Linked DNA regions of Homo sapiens: region 1 is linked to region 2. Evidence: chromatin loops called from intact Hi-C (ENCODE). Cell type or tissue: ascending aorta. All regions are shown on one strand. Links, peaks and the distances in the headings refer to the core of each region. The heading gives the core; the rest is flanking DNA. Region 1 has its middle 58 kb from the start of LINC01488. Region 2 has its middle 4.9 kb from the start of CCND1.

The links. Hi-C counts contacts between places; a loop is a spot of excess contacts. Peaks named below come from ENCODE experiments on the same cell type or tissue, not always from the same donor. Only the 100,000 strongest peaks of a DNase experiment are listed, where the experiment ranks them.
Region 1: a loop joins it to region 2, with 5 times the contacts of the local background. A loop is called at or near these places in 4 of 110 quality-filtered maps.

Annotation. Positions count from the first base shown.
Region 1 is chr11:69,535,759-69,543,516 of GRCh38, reverse strand. No RefSeq gene overlaps it. Among named protein-coding and RNA genes, the nearest start is that of LINC01488, 58 kb to the right of the region's middle. RefSeq lists a cis regulatory region at 4,096-4,099 and enhancers at 4,022-4,166, 4,185-4,845, 5,593-6,092, 6,093-6,594, 7,707-7,758. In ascending aorta, for the core only: a CTCF peak has its summit at 3,151; DNase peaks (open chromatin) are centred at 2,388, 3,206 and 3,676; H3K4me3 peaks cover 1,021 bases; H3K27ac peaks cover 2,500 bases.
Region 2 is chr11:69,632,354-69,640,111 of GRCh38, reverse strand. No RefSeq gene overlaps it. Among named protein-coding and RNA genes, the nearest start is that of CCND1, 4.9 kb to the left of the region's middle. RefSeq lists enhancers at 193-1,131, 1,132-2,072 and a silencer at 1,885-2,088. In ascending aorta, for the core only: no CTCF peak of the experiment used is centred there; a DNase peak (open chromatin) is centred at 3,491; H3K4me3 peaks cover 1,640 bases; H3K27ac peaks cover 512 bases; H3K27me3 peaks cover 907 bases.

The sequences.
Region 1 (7,758 bases), core at 2,206-4,705, 96 kb after region 2:
CCCAGCAACTTCCTGAAGGTCCCACCTCTCAAGACGGCTGCACTGGGAACCATGTTTCCAACACATGAACTTTTGGGGGACACAGTTAAGCCATACTGCATTGTCCCTGCTGACATTTTGATTCTGGATGGCTGGCCTCTGAAACTCTGAGGGAGTAAATGTCTATTGTTTTAAGACACCCAGTTTGTGGGACTTTGTCATAGCAACTACAGGGGATGAAAGCAAGTCTTACATGTCCCAACACATATTCATGGAATGAATGAACCGATGGATGGGTGGCGGGGGATGGACAAGGCAGCGCATTCTACTTCTCTCAGGGGTTTGCCATGACCAGGTGGGTGGGTCCCCCTACCCGTAAGTCACGCAAGCCCGTGAGCTGTGTCTTCTTTGTCTGGGCGTCTCTGCCACACAGTAGACCCTTAGCACACAACTGCGGCATGGACGCCTGTGGAAATCTGGCCGCGCAGTGCTAGTGACCACGTGGCACAGAATGTGGCAGAAGTTGTGCCCCGAGCCCAGAGGTATGGTGCGAAGGAGCATGGAAAGCTGTTTAGACCCTCTGAGGCCACCCAGGCAGCCGGAAAAGCTGAGGCTCTGGGAAGGAAAGTTCTGAGCAAAGATACGCAGGGCCCTGCCAGCAGCCCGAGGAGTGCAGACTGCAGAGTGTGGACTGCGGCAGTGAGGACTGCGGAGTGTGGAATGCAGAGTGCAGACTGCGGAGTGCGGACTGCAGAGTGTGGGGTATGGACTGTGGAGTGAGGAGTGCGGACAGTAGGGTGCGGAGTGCGGAGTGCAGAGCAGAGTGTGGGGTGCGGGCTGGGGACTGCGGAGTGCAGACTATGGCCTGCGGAGTGCGGAGCGCAGAGCGCCAAGTGCAGGGTGCGGAGCGTCGCCTTTGCCCCAGAAATGGGACCAAGGCAACACTTTGTCTCCCGCCTGCAGATGCTGGCAGAGAATTTCCTGGAAGCCACTGTGATATTTCGGAGTGCCCTCGGGGCCTTCATGGAACTCTCATGACAATACGAAGCAGCCCCACTCACGCAATGATCTCACTGTTGCCGGTGGAGTTTTTTTCGTGGTTAATCAAAATCAAAAGGCTTCTAGTCCGGAGAGTCATTGAATCATCCAAAATATTTCTTAACAAGTCCCCCAGGAGCCATCGCCCACCTCACCTCCCCCCGTCCCCCGCCCCGTGTTCCCCCCACCTCATTTTCCCAGTAGATGCTGTTGAAGTTTTAGAACCAGAGAATCAGGTAATCAATTCCCATAGAATCACTTGGGAAAAAAATCCCCTCTCCCCAGGTGAACTCGATTCCTAGATGTTCAAGGGCAGAGAAACACTCTTGGAAAGCAGCCAGGCCTTGTGGGTTGCAAGCATGTGGCCCATAGTTGTTTAAAGCCATCCCCTGCCCTCTTGGAAAGAATGGGCCATGCCCAGGGATGGGATTAGTCAAACATCTTCTTGAATGTTTTGGGTTCAGCAACACCCCACATGGATTTGCCAAGTGATTTCTCATGTAATTATTAACCCCGAGTGTATTCCAAGGGAAATGCAGCCTCGTGTTTCTGATTCACCCAGACTTCATTCAGCAGTATGTGTCACAAGCACTCGCTGGTGTCTGAGATGTCATTGTGACCTCCTAAGAGGCTTTCCTTGACCCCCTCCCCACTGCCCATCATAAGCAGGAGGCTGATTTGTGCCAACTTCCTGTGAACCTGAATACTACCGGGACCCAGCTCAGCTTGAAATTCAAAACCCTGGAATTTCGAGAGGGTTCTCATGGTGTCCAAACATCCTCACCCTGGCAGTGGAAACCAGTCTCCACTGCAGACTGATAACTGAAAGGAAAAGCCCAGAGCGAGAGCCCAGTGGCACCAGGTCCTCACACTGGCACCAGGTCCTCACAGTGGCATGAGGTCCTCACAGTGGCACCAGGTTCTCAGGCCTCCAGAGGCCAGGCTGGCTTCCAGGAGCAGATGCAAGTGCCAGATCTCGTAGCCTGGCTTCCTTTAGGTTCCTGTTCTTGGAGCATTGCTCTGAGGCTGAGATTGAAAAAAACCAATCATGATCCCAGCTGTCCTCTGCTCTGAGGCCTGAGCTGACCCTCAGGGTTGCCCCCAGCTCCTTCTTCAGACTGGACTGGTCCCATGCCTTCCTGGGGGGCTGGAGATGCAGCCTCCCTTCCTACAGCTGTTGGTACTTCTGATGCCATGTATTAGCCAGATCACCAGACCTCTGGAGATGTGGGACCCCCATTCATCTTGTCCCTGCTCCCCATGTACTCCACCGAGAGTCCCGGTTGCCTCTCTGGGGCTCAGTTTCCTCACTTGTCTCAGGTCCAGTGAGATGTGATTGTTCCATGAATCTAAAAGTAGAACGTTCTGGTCCAAGTCGAGGCCCTGGCAAAGCTGCCTTTCCTATCTCTAATTATGTGGCTCCATGACTCACTCATCATAAACCCAAGTCCTCAAGAAATGTCTTAAGGAGGTGGAGGGTTCTCAGAATGAACCTGCCGCCTGAGCCCCCGGCCCATTGTTACATGCACCGGCGCCAGGTACCTTATTCCCACCGTAGTGGGAGCAAGTTCGATGCTAAGAATAAGAGCTAGAGCGACGCTTTGCCTCCGGGGTTTCAGTGGGGGCTGGGGTGTGGAACCAGGGCAGGGATTGGCTTGGGGGCTTGAGCTGCTCTGGTGGGTGGTGTCCTGGGACGCTCTTCTCCTCTCCCACGGAGGCCCTGGGATTGCTGTCTCAGTCTGTGGTGGGTTGGTGGGGGCAGGGGCGGGCAGAGAAAAGGTTTTCAAGACCCTGAACCATCACCAAGCCCAGCAACCGGCCATTGTCCCTTTAGGGGTGCAGAAGGTGGTCCTGTGTGCAGTGGCACCAGCATTGTCAGCTCAGAGAAAGCAGCCATGACCCTGTGGAGTGTGGTTGAGTTGGGGGAAGTAAGGAGAAAGTGGAGGGACGGCCAGGGTAGGTGGGGTGGGTAAGAAGCGGGGATCGGGGTGGGGCCCGGCCCCGGAGACTTTTCTCCAGCAGAACACAGAACCATAGGAGCGGTATTTTTCCTACTTCCAGGCCAAATGGGCTTGCACGGGAAGCCTGCTCCAGTTCATGGGGAGGGGATGGTCTATGGGAACCAGAGAAGCCCGCCCTGCACCCAGCGGCCGCTTCCTGTAATGCGCTCTGCCCCCAGGGAATTCCCACGGAGCTGCCCAGGAGGAGCCGGGCCAGCGGGCAGCTGGGCCTTCCTGCCAGGCCAATGCCAGGGTGAGTTCCAGCGCCTGTGTCATTCTGCCGCCCAGGCTGGGCAGTGGCAGGCGCGTCCCTCTCCCAGGGTCTTTGTCCTTTCCCTGCCTTCCCAGGAGGGGCCAGGCCCTTGGAAAGGGGGAGGAAGACGAGGGAGAAAAGGGAGAGAAACTGGCTCCCAGCACTCAAAATAGCCATCTCCTTCTATGTGTTGATTTTCTGCTTTAAGCCAGGCTGGGGTGGAGGCCAGGAGTGGGGCCTGTGACGCTGATTTTCAATTCCTCCTGTGAGATTCCAGTCAGGTGGCACTCAAGCAGAGACTTCCTCCCTTCTGAGACAGGGAAGTGCCTCCGTGGAGGGGAGGGGCCTCAGTTCTGCAGAGGAGCCTGGGGTGCTGAGGGGGTGTGGGTGCCGAGATGGGTGGTAGAGGGGTGGCCCTGCAGATACAGGGTCTTACTCACATGCACTGCTGCAGCGTCCTCGCCCAGGGGGGCTTCGGGCCCTCAGGGGCAAATTCTGGCAAGTTTGTAAGTTTAATTTTTTCAGTGGATGAGGCATTCACGTGGTTACAAAACCTAAAAGTAGGCAATGAAGGGAAGCCACAGCTCCCTCGGTCCCCTGCGGCTGAGAGGCTGTGGGCACCGGCACACGCCGTCTTACCTCTCCCTTCTATATCCCGCTGTGGCAAATGCTGCCTCACTCTTGGGCACGCTGCTTCCTCATGCCACTGTCTAACCAGGTTTTTGGAGCCTTCCAGAATTCTGGGGCCTGAGAAGTCTCCTTTCCTTCCCATCTCTTTCCCTCTCCCTTCCCTTCCCTCTTCCTTCCCTTCCCTTCCCTTCCCTTCCCTCTTTCCTTCCTTCCTTCTGACTAACTGGCTGTGAGTGGCTTTGTTGAGTGGGTGCCTGACAGGAAAGAGAAAGTGACTTTTTGGAGGCCTCAAAGATGAAATCAGGGAATCCAGGGGCCTGCTGCTGGATCTGATGGTGGGGCCTGGTTGGGAAGGCTCGGTGCACTGTGGGCTGCAGGTGCTGGCACCAGGCAAGTCGGAGGCTGCCCCTCCCGTCCTTTCACTGCAGCTGGCCTGAAGCCCCTGGCTCGGTCCCCCGCCACGTTCTCAGCAGCGGGTGGCCTGTGAGCCAGGGCCCATCATCCCTGATGCTATTCCGCTTACTGGCGAAAGCAGAGGTCTGGGTTTTGGGTCCACCATAGCTCAGAGCCTCAGGTCCTCACCCAAGGCCTCAGTCCCCTAGCCTGGCCCACAGGCAGGAGTCTGGCTTGAAGCAGAGCCCTGACCAATCCACCTCCTCTGCCCACATTCTCTTGCTGGATGGCTGCCATCCACATGAGAGGGGCTGGGCATGTCCTGCCAGGGCTTCCTCCTGCCCACTCCAGCCCTGCTGCAGGCCCTGATCTCCAGGAGGAAAAGGCAGCCTGGGTACCTTTCCAACAGAGGCATTGCTTCCTTCCTCCCTCCGTCCCTCCCTCCCTCCCTCCCTTCCTTCCTTCCTTCCTTCCTTGAATTAACTGGCCCTGAGTGGCTCCACTGAGTGGGTGCCGGAGAGAGACAGCATTGACTATGACATGTCACTTGTCCTGGGGGAGGATGATTGGGGGTGGGGGACAGCTATGTCAACTGTCAGTGATCAAGACCCAGGACAATGTGAGAAACCAGCCAGGGGAGACTTGGGACAAGGTCAGGAGGGTTGGCGTTGGGGGCGAGTCCTAAAGAGTAACAGAAAGGACTTAATCAGACACAGTTGGGGTGTAGCCTCGGAGCTGCTCAGCTCATGGCCCCTCCCAGCAACCCTGCCTTGTGGCTGCTGGTCCCTGGGTCCCTGCTTTACAGCTGAGGACCCTCTGTGGTGGCTCAGCTGGAGGTGCCAGAGCCAGACTCTGCCTGCGTCCCCCAGCTTTGGTCAACTTGGGTCAGGTTCCCCAGCTGCAGAGTTGAGGCCCCCCAGTTCCAGCCCATCTCCTTTCTGCACGTGTCTTCATCAAGCCTTGACTTTGAGAACCACCGGCTGAAAGCAGCCCCTTTGCTCTCAATGCTCCCTAAGCAGTGGCCCTGCCGAGTCCCTGCTCTGCTGGGGTCAGGACCATCTAGACCAAGGAAGGAGGAAGTGACTTTTTGGTGGCCTCAAAGATGAAATCGGGGATCCAGGGATGCAGGAGGCCTTTCTTTAGAGGAGTGAGGGGCAGGAGGGAAGCAGATTTATGCCCTCGGAAATCAGCTCGGGAAGAAGACTGGTAGGGGCTGGGCACTGGGGGTTCTGGAGCCACATCCCCCAACATGGCCATCCTCTGGTTGGGATGGGTCAAGTGCTCCCATGACCCACACAGCACCGTTCAGAAGGCTCTGCAATCACACCGGGCACCCACTGGGTGCTGGGCCTGTGCCTCAAGCTCTGGAACATATGGGGGCCTTAGCAGCCCCACCATCTCCATCAATCCCCTCTACACAGCCCTCAAACATGAACAAAACATTCAGTGTGGACAATGTTCTGTAATGTTTGAAGAAAGCTTCCTCAGACAATCTCGATTTTTCCTATTGATTTGCACCATTCAGAAAGAAAAAAGTGTGACTTTCCGGTTATCAAGGCCTCTTGACTTAGGCGGCCACCCAAGGGGTACCCCTGCTTCTGGGGGCTCCGTGCTGTAGCGTTTTGAAGATAGAGCAAGGTGGGGCCTGCTCTTGTGTCCAGGCAAGGGATGCAATGTGACTCCAGCACACACACGGCGTTTCCCCAGTGGCCAGAGATATTTCAGAAGAAACACGGTGCCCCTTTACAGGCACCAGGTGACCCACGGGCCGTGTGTCCAGTCTGAGGCCCTGTGCTGGCATTTGGTGACATCCATATTTGAAGCCAAACTCATTTTCTCATGCATCCCCTCAGCCCCTCCAGCCGCGTGCCCTCCGTTGCCAGACATGCTTCTTCTCTCCACGTAGCCTGTGGGTCTCCCCTCCGTCAGCCCAGACCCAGTTCTGGCTCCTTCTCCAGGTGCCTGGCACATGCTGGCTTCCCACAGGGCACCACCTGGCTCCACTTTGCGTGTGGGTGTCTGGTCTTGTCCAGACTGGAGGCTGATGGAGTTCAGGGACTCTGCCTCTCCTTCTTACCTATCGATGAATCCCACAGTGCCCAGCAAGCTCCCTTTAATGTGCCAGATACTCAGGACAGCTTCCTAAATGTTAAAAGCAACATTTTTTTCTGCTTATTAAAAAAAGAATCCGCGCTCATTGTAAGCAAGTTGGAGAATACTCAAGGGTATAAAGAAGAGCAAGTCAAAATGATCCCATAACCTTCAGAAGACCCCTGCCTGGGAATAGTTCATTATTTTTTGGTATTTTTTTCTGTATTTACATATATGTATAATTATATAATTGTAGACACACATGTTATTTAAATATAATTAGCATCAAAGTAACCCGTGTTTACTAAAAGCTTCCGCACACTCGATTGGTGAAAATGGCGCCCACAGTATTTCCAGTGCATTTCTAAACAAGTGAAGGGAGGGGCCTGGGGAGTTGAGGCGTGCAGCACAGGTCCTGCTGGAGTCTGCCTATACCGGGCTCCAGGAGATGCCCGGGCAGAGGGAGGACACGTGCAGACATGGGCACAGGAACCAGCCCTTCATTCATTCACTGACTCAGTGCACCTGACCCACCTGGAGGCTGGAGGTCCAGGAACAAGGTGATGGCTGATTCAGTTCCTGGTGAGGGCTCCCTGCCTTGCCGGTGTGCAAGGCTGCGTCCGCTCTGTGTTCACATGGTGGGGGTGGAGAGACAGCTCGCAAGGACTCTCTTTCTGGTGTTGCTTCTCATAAGGGCACTAATTCCATCATAGGGCCCCACTCTCAGACCTTCCCTAACCATAGTCATCTCCCAAAGACCCTGTCTCCAAATACCTTCACTCTGGGGATGAGGATGTCCTCATAGGAGCATGGGAAAGACACAGTTCAGTCTATTCCAGGAGACATAGTTCAGTCCATCCCAGTTCAAGGAGACAGGGGGCAGGGCCCGAGGAGCTTCTCACAAGACTGGTGCTGCTGGTGGGGAATGAGCTCAGTGAGCAGACAGGATGCGGCTATGGCAGAGCCTGCAGGCAGGAGCTTCTGGAAAGAGGACTAGGGTGCTGGGGATGGATGGGGCATGATGGGCATGAGGGGAGGGAGGGGCCTGGGCCGAGGAGGGGGATGCTAGCTGGGCCAGGCAAGAAGTGGTCTGGGCAGGCGGGAACCCTGGGGCGAGTGTGGGGGGGCTCTGTAGAGCAGCGGGGCTGAGCAGCAGGAGGGCCGGATGCTGTGGAAGGGCATGGACTTTTCTTATGGGTGACAAGGGACTGTGGGATGCCACAAGCAGCTCCTTCACACTCTGGAACATTCTTGCATTGTTGTAGAGGGTGAAACAGAAGTGATTTTCATACTCTTAAAAAATATATTTTATGCCAGGCATGGTGGCTCCTGTCTGTAATCCCCAGCACTTTGGGAGGCTGATACGGGAGAATC
Region 2 (7,758 bases), core at 2,393-4,892:
GGGGGTGTAGACGTCCCTTCACCTTTAGAATTTGCCCTGGGACTGAATTCGTGAGCGTGAGGGGGCTGGCAGGAGCCGGCATAATTCAGAACAATTATCAATTAAACAAACGAGTGTACTGATCTGATTTTTAGCAAAATCGATAGGTGTTCGTGGTTACATGAGAGGGTCCCCAATATTATCGCAAACTTAAGCAGATGTAAATTAAAATACACAGTTTTTAAAATTACAGGTTCTGTCTCTTTGGTGCATTAAAAAATAAAAGGACATTTTACTGTCTTAACTTTTGTTTTTATTTTTACAGTACCTGCCCCAAATTAAGAAAACTGTTCATTTACTTCCTTTTGAATATAGTTCAGTGTCATCAAACCACCGTACCCTCTTAACAGTAAAAGCTCAAAGAAAACTGATAGAAAAAGCCCTCTCCCCTTCGCCAGGGTGCTCACAGCAAGATGCGACCCCCCCCACCCCCACCTTTCAGGGTGAATTCCTCCCGCGCCCCCTCCCCCGCCGGGAATTAGGATTACTAATATTCCGGGTCCTGGGGGGGTAATTACCCCCGGATTCCGCATGGGGAGCGATGGGTTGCCCCAGCAGGGAGCACCTACGGTCGTGCCCCCCCCCACTCCCCGAGCACCCACAATCGCGTTGGCCCCCGCATAGCCAAGCCTCAGAGCATCAGCCCGCGCACAAGGGCGGCCCAGCTGCTTTTTCATTCATAAAATCCCGACCCGGCGGCCGCCTGGATGATTTATGGGGCCCGGAGCTATCACCCGGCCTCTCCCATCCCGTGGGGCGAGGGGCCCCGAGCCCCGCGTGCGCCCTGGCCCAGCCCGAGGCGCGAAGCGGGCCGAAGTCGGCTAGGGGCAGCAGGGCATAAAGAGGCTCGCCCACTCCGGCACAACCGGCTCTGGGTCCAGGAGGGAGCTTCACCCCCCCATCCCGGGCGCAAGACAGAGGAAACTGGAATTAGCATGAGCCAATGGGGGCGCGGCGCTGTTACTAGGCGGACCGGGCAGATCTCGACTAGGAACTTCGTTGATTTCCCGGCTCAGGGACGAGCGCAAAATTGCAAGCCCGGTTAGCGAGCGTAAAGAGCCGTCCAGGAACCCGCGGGGGAGGCGCTGGAATTTGGGGCCCGGCGCTGGAATTTGGGGCCCGGCGGGGAGCGCCAGCTGCCCAGCCCCCACCTGGGGGAACCCTGCTTGGCGGCCCCCGGGTCCCCCGAGGGGGCCAATACCTCTGGGCTTTTGAGGGTCATTGCTTCAAGAAGCGCAGAGAAAGCATTTTGATTTTATTTTTTCCAAAGAGAAAAGCAACTTTAAAAAACTTTTCGGTTGCAGTTTTACTTTACACTGTCTTCTTAAAACCCACCACGAAGCAGGAACTGCGGATTCTGGGCTCATTTAAAGTGCTCTGTTCTTATTTCTTGGTGACCATTTGGAGACAAAGGGCAAGTGGCCCAGTCGGGAGGGTAACCACGTTGTTTGAAAGAAAATCCAAAATTAACTGAAATCACCTTCACGCTTTCCTCGCCCCCTGGCCCCCGCCCCGGTGACCGCGGCCTGGGCGGATGGTCGGTCAGGAGAAAGCGAATTCCGCTGCAGGCGCGTGTTCGCCACCGTCCCTGGCTGTGGGAACCTTCATTCAGGCGGGGGAAGGGAGCGCGTTCATTCAGGAACCGGCGCGCCGCGACGCAGACCCCGGGACTCAGCGCGGCTGCGCGCCGCGGGGCTCGGGGCTTGGGTTGGGGGCGGGTGGTGCAGGGACCAGTCCCGACCTTTCGCCAGCGACCTCCCGCACCCGCTTTTCCACCAGGGCGGCTGGCGGGCGGGCGCACCCAGGTGGGGTCACCTGCAGCCGCATACCTGGCGGCGACTTGAAAGGACTTGGCTCAGGCTCCGCGAGTTTTCCATTGTTAAGCCCTTAAGTCGCCCGGGAAAACGCTTCCGAAAGCCGGCCCCTGGGCTCCGAAGGCGCTCGAGCTCCCCTTCCCCCCACACTGCTTGCTTTTGGGGTGCGCGTGGCGGCCCACGTGCTATGGCAGCTCTGCTTCGCTTACGTAGCGCCGATCCCAGGCGCCCCAAAACTGCGAGGTGGGCCGGGGCGAACTCCGGCCCCAGTGCCCACCCGAGACAGCCACACGCTCGGCACATGGACAGCCGCACCGCCCCCCCCATCGCCCCAACCGCAGACGTGCGTTTCCGCTCCAGATCAATTAGTTTCAGCCACACACAGACCACCCTGCCACCGCCCCTCCCGTGCCCCAGTCGTCTGTCCGGCGGGCTGCGGGGAAACGAGACCCCTCCCCTAGCTCCGAGGGCTGCCGGCAAGGTGTGCGCTGGAGTTAAAACGCAAACCCAACAGGTAGGGGGGCGGCCCTGGCTCCAACGACGCATCTGGGATCCCGAGGCTGAAGGCGCAACTCTTGAGGGTTAAAGGCGATTCTAATTCCTCGACTCCCGCCCCTCAAAACGCATCGGCTGGTACCCTGAGCAATATGAACCCCCAAATCCACCAGAGATTCCCTGGCCTTCCGGCCCCAGCCCCTCTCAGACCAAGTGGTGGGGAGTAGGCGCCCAGATCGAGAAGAAAACCACTTCCGACCACAGGAGAGAAAGCTGGCTGGGGGTGACCTCGGAGGTCACGTTCGGCCCTCTCCCCCGCAGTCAGGCCTGGCCGCGGCCCACCCGAGGCTGAGCAGACCCCCGCGTCGGACGGAGACGCAGGGCTTCGCTGCGGGACTCGCGGGGCCTAGGAAACCTGCGGCGGCGGCTCGCGGGAGCCGGTTTTCCGGCGGAGGATCCGCGCTGAGGCCCTCGTGGGCTCCCACGGCATGCCCCACTCCGGAACTTGCCGCGCCCTCCCCCGCCCTTTCCGGAAGACTGCGGGGAGGACCCCGCATCCCCGCGCCTCTCCAGCTCGCTCCTCAATGCCCTTGGAACGCTTGAAAGCGCTTCCATCCCTCGCTTTGGCACTTGGGGGTGGGTGGAGGGACAGCGGGGTCGTTATTACGGGGCGCCTTAGAGTTCTGGTTATCCGGACACTCAACAAGCAGGGGAGGGGAGGGAAAGGGAGTTTTTTTCCAGGTGCGGGGAAACGGGTTGCGTACCTAATGCCCCGCGCCCTTCCCCTGGGGTCCCTGGAGCCCGTGCCTTAAGGGCTGGGGGCAGGACTCGGATTCGGACCCCTTAGGGAATTCTGGGTCCTCAGGGTCTGAGGGACTGATGGGCCGCGCTCGGTCCCCAAGCCCCTTCTGTGTGTTCACGCGGGGCACGACTTGCCCAGCGAGTTCTGGGCGGCAGGGCCAGGGCCGGGGTGCGGCTGGGAGAGGTGAGGGGAGGAGGCGAGAGCGCGCGCCGCCGGACCCTGGGCCGTGGCTCGGGAACCGCGCGAGGCCGCGCCGCGCATTCCGCGCATTCCCGCCGGGCCTCGGTTCCACCGCCACGTGGTTGCCCTGCGTCCGCGTTTACCGTAAGGCTTAGAAAAAGCGCGCATTACGGTTCCGGAGCGCATGCGGACCTCCCAGGACGCTTAACTCGAGCACCAGTCCAGCTGTGGTGCCGAACATACTCCTTCCCTGCGGGTAGATAGGGGCTGCTTTTTTACGTAATAAGGCGGGTTGTACTGCTGGAGCGATAGCATGTTCATCTGTAAAGACGGGCAGGAAGGAGTGTGCTCGGCCCTACTGGAATCCGTAATAAGGCGACTGTCCGGCTGAAGAAAGTGACAGAACCGGGCCGTGACCATTCCACCTTCTCAGCGGTGGTAAAGCACCAAATAGCAGCTGCAGCCTTCCGATGGCGTCCAGTGCACTGTGGCTGGAAAGCTCGGAGCAAGAAGGTGCTTAACAAATAGGAAAACGTCCAGAAACTGCCTATAGCTACATTTTATTTTTTTTTTCTTGAGGGTCACTTTAAGATAAAGAATCTAGTGCATCCCTGGACCCTGAGGCCGACCTTAACCAACAGGATGCCTGCCTGGGCTCATGAGGTTCAGGGCATGATTGGGGCCCCCTGAGACACAGGCTAGGTTGTGTTGCCTCCCCAGGCTTGGATAAGTCAGAGGAATCCTTAGGCCCCTCCTGGACCATCTCGCTGAATCCTGACTTAGAGAGCTGTCTCTGCTATCCTATGGGAGAGAGACAGGTTATGTGCCCTAGGGTGGAGGGGGCTGCATTGGTCCCCATGCTTCTAGACACACTTCTAGCCCTGAGCAGCACCAGTTCACCCAGTCTAAGGGAAGCATGGCCATTTGCTTTGAGGTCCATCTCCTGTAGGGTTTGGAGAAAAAGCCTTCACTCACCACCCATCCTCATCTTCTCACTTCTATGAGGTGTTTCCTCCAGCCAACTTATAGTTTCACACACTTAATCTCAGGGAAATGCGTTTAATGGTAAGGAAACCGAGGCACAGAGAAACCAGGTGCCTTGTTCAGGTTCACAACATTGGCAACGGTGATGGTCTGTAGCCATTTCATGGACACTGTCAGAATAAATCCAGCTTGCTTAGAAGCTGGTAAAGATAAAAATCTACTTTTTCAAGAATTCATGCAAAGCCAAACCACTTTTTTTTCCCTCAAAATTTCAGGCAGGTGGCAGCCACATTTATGAAACTGAACAAGAATGTCACATACAGACCTACATCTGCCACTAGTTGTGTGGCCTTGGACAAATCTCTGTCCCCATCTGTAAAACGGGCTGTGATCGTTTTCTTCGCAAGGCCACGGTGAGGAGTAATTAAGGTAATATGTAGAAAGCATTTAGCACAGGGCCTGGTGAGTGTCAAGGCCTGCTCGATTTATTCATTCATGTATTTGTTCTTATGCAGGATGAAGGCCATGTGCCACACGCAGTATGTGGAATTAATTACACATTTCAGTTTATATGCAGAAAGAGGATTTTACAAATGACTTTATAATCTGTCAGCTTGCTTCTCTATGCTGACTTCTCCTGAGCTGTTTGTGGACATGAGATTTAAATCACGGAACAAACTTTTACATGAAAAAAAAAAAATAACCCCATGAATCCTTCCTTCTTTCTTCTCCCCTAACTCTTCTTTCTCTTACTCTGCAAAAGGAGTAGAAATGTTGATTTTAAAAAGAAGCACTTTAATTAAGGGCACAAGTGTCAATGCCAGGATGAGAGGCAGAGCCATAGGGAGGGTTTCTGCTGGCCCCAGAGGGTCGGTAGCCCAGGGCTCTGCCCTGTCTCTGGATGGACTGGCCAGGTTCCTGGCACCCATTGTGTAATAGGAGCCATTCTGCTCAAGCGGGAGGGGGCAGTCACAAGGGACGCTGGCCAAAGGTGTGGGTCAGTGAGTGTCACTGCTGGAAACAAAAAGACACGACTGTCAAGAAGCTGCCAAGGCCATGTGAGCTCAGGGCCTCGACACGGCCTGCCAGGCCAGCCTCTGCTCTTAGTATCTTGCTATAGGGAAGGGAGAGGGGGCTCCTGGGACCGCCAGCCTGGAAAGCATTCCTTGGGCCCCCAGGCTCTGAGCATTGGTTCTCTGCTGGCCCTCCGGGCTGCGGGTTGGTATACTTCCAGGCAAAGGCAAAGGAAGCCTGAGGCCTTCCCTTAGCTGCCTTGTCCTGGGCACATATATCGTTTACTCCCTCCCTTTTGAGTTATTGAAAAAAAAATCTCTGGAATCCCTTTTGTAGCATCCCAAGAGGGGAATTATAGCTGCAAGAAGGGAGCCACTGAAGGTTATTGAGGGCCAGGGGCGTGGGGCCGGAGCAGCTTGCTGGGAAGGTGAACCTGGGCTTCTCCAAAGGGAGACAGATCCTGGAGCTCCCTTGCCCCCCCAGGCCTCTGCCTTTTAGTTGTCATCTGATGAAGCCAAGCTTGGAATCCACCCACCCATGAATTCCCATGCGAGCTCCAAGGTGCTAGACAGAGGCTGTTTGGAAAGAAGAGATGAGAGATAACGACAGTAACTGGGGAGATGCAATGTAGGGGAGTCACGGGAGGAGGCAGCGAGTCACACTTCCAGGAGTAAGGGGTGGGCAGGGGAGAAACAGGGAGGAGATGGGAAAGTTAGGAGCCTCCACAGGGAAGCAGCCCTTCTCCCTAGACCCTGGCTGCTCCCTAGACCCCGGCTATTCTCTGGGCAAAGATACTGGTGAGCCCTGCTGGCGGTGATGGCGTGGCCCCCCGAGACGCTTACTGTGCTCTCCACCTGCCCTGCATCTTCACAGAGGGCATCTAATTCAATCTTCATGGCAGCTCCAAGGAGAGGCCCTTTATCCCCATTTTACAGATGAGGAAACCGAAGCCCAACACATCATTCAGCTGTGGTAGAGCTGAGATGCCTTCTCACTCTGACTCCAGAATGCAAGGAGAAAAACGGTAAACTCCAAAGCACCTAGAAATGGTAGGGTTCACCTTTTTATTTTTTTGAAACCACTTTATTGAAAAATAACTTACATACCGTAAAGTTCACTCGTTTAGAGTATATAGTTCGATGGATTTTGTTATGTTGGACAGCCACCATCACCATCTGAGAACATTTTCATCATCCGCCAAAGAAACCCTGTACCCATTTGTAGTTATTCACCCTTTTCTTCCCCCTTTTCCCCAGCCCCTGGCAACCACTAATCTTTCTCTGTGGATCTGCCTTTTCTGGACATTTCCAACAGATGGAATCATATGCTATGCAGCCTCTTGCATCTGGCTTTTTCCACTTAGCATCACGTTTTCAAGGCCCACATGTGGCATGTGTCCATGGTTCATTCCTCTTTATGGTTGAATACTATCAATCGTATTGATAGACCACATTTTGCTTATCCATTCATCAGTCAATGGGCCTTAGGATGGTTTCTACCTTTGGTTACTGTGGACAATGCTGCCGATGAACACAGAGGTACAAGTTTATGTGTGGATGCTGTTTTCATTTCTCTTTCACAAGGCTTATCATTTTTTTCCCCCTAGATACAGGGTCTTGCTCTGTTGCCCATGCTGGAGTGCAGTGGCACGATCATACCTTACTGTAGCCTTGACCTCCTGGTCTCAAGCAATCCTCCTGCCTTCGCCTCCCAAGTAGCTGGGACTATAGGCACTTGTCACGTCACCCAGCTAATTTTTTAATTTTTGTAAACATGGGGTCTCACTATGTTGCCCAGGCTGGTCTCAAACTCCTGGGCTCAAGTAATCCTCTGGCCTTGGCCTCCCAAAGTGCTGGGATTATAGGCATGAGCCACCACACCTGGCCTTAATTCTTCTTCTTATTATTATTAACCTATTTCCCCTTTGAGGAATAAAGTTTCTGTACTTTAAAAAAATAGAATTTTCCCACTTTTTGTCTATTATGAATAACACTGCTAAGATTTTATGTAAAATTTATTTTTGAAATAAACTTGACAGCATGATGTTATAAGATACATATACATAGTAAAATGGTTACCATAGTGAATTAGTGTAACATACCTGTCATCTCACATAGTTACTTTTTTTTGTGAACAGAGCAGCTAAAATCTGCTCACTTAACACAAATCTCTTGTTTCTGGACTTTCTATCCCGTTCCACTGGTCTCTTTTTCAGTCCTTACCCCAGAAGCATCATGGAAGCTATACGCTACGAATTCTTGATATCTGGCGGGCTAAATCCTCCAACCCACTTCTCTTTTATGGTTGCCCTGGCTACTCCTGGCCCTTGGGGCTCCATAAACATTTCAGAATCAACTTACACATGTGCACACACACAATGCTGGAATTTTGATTGGGATTGTATTGGATCTATAGATCAATTTTGAGGGA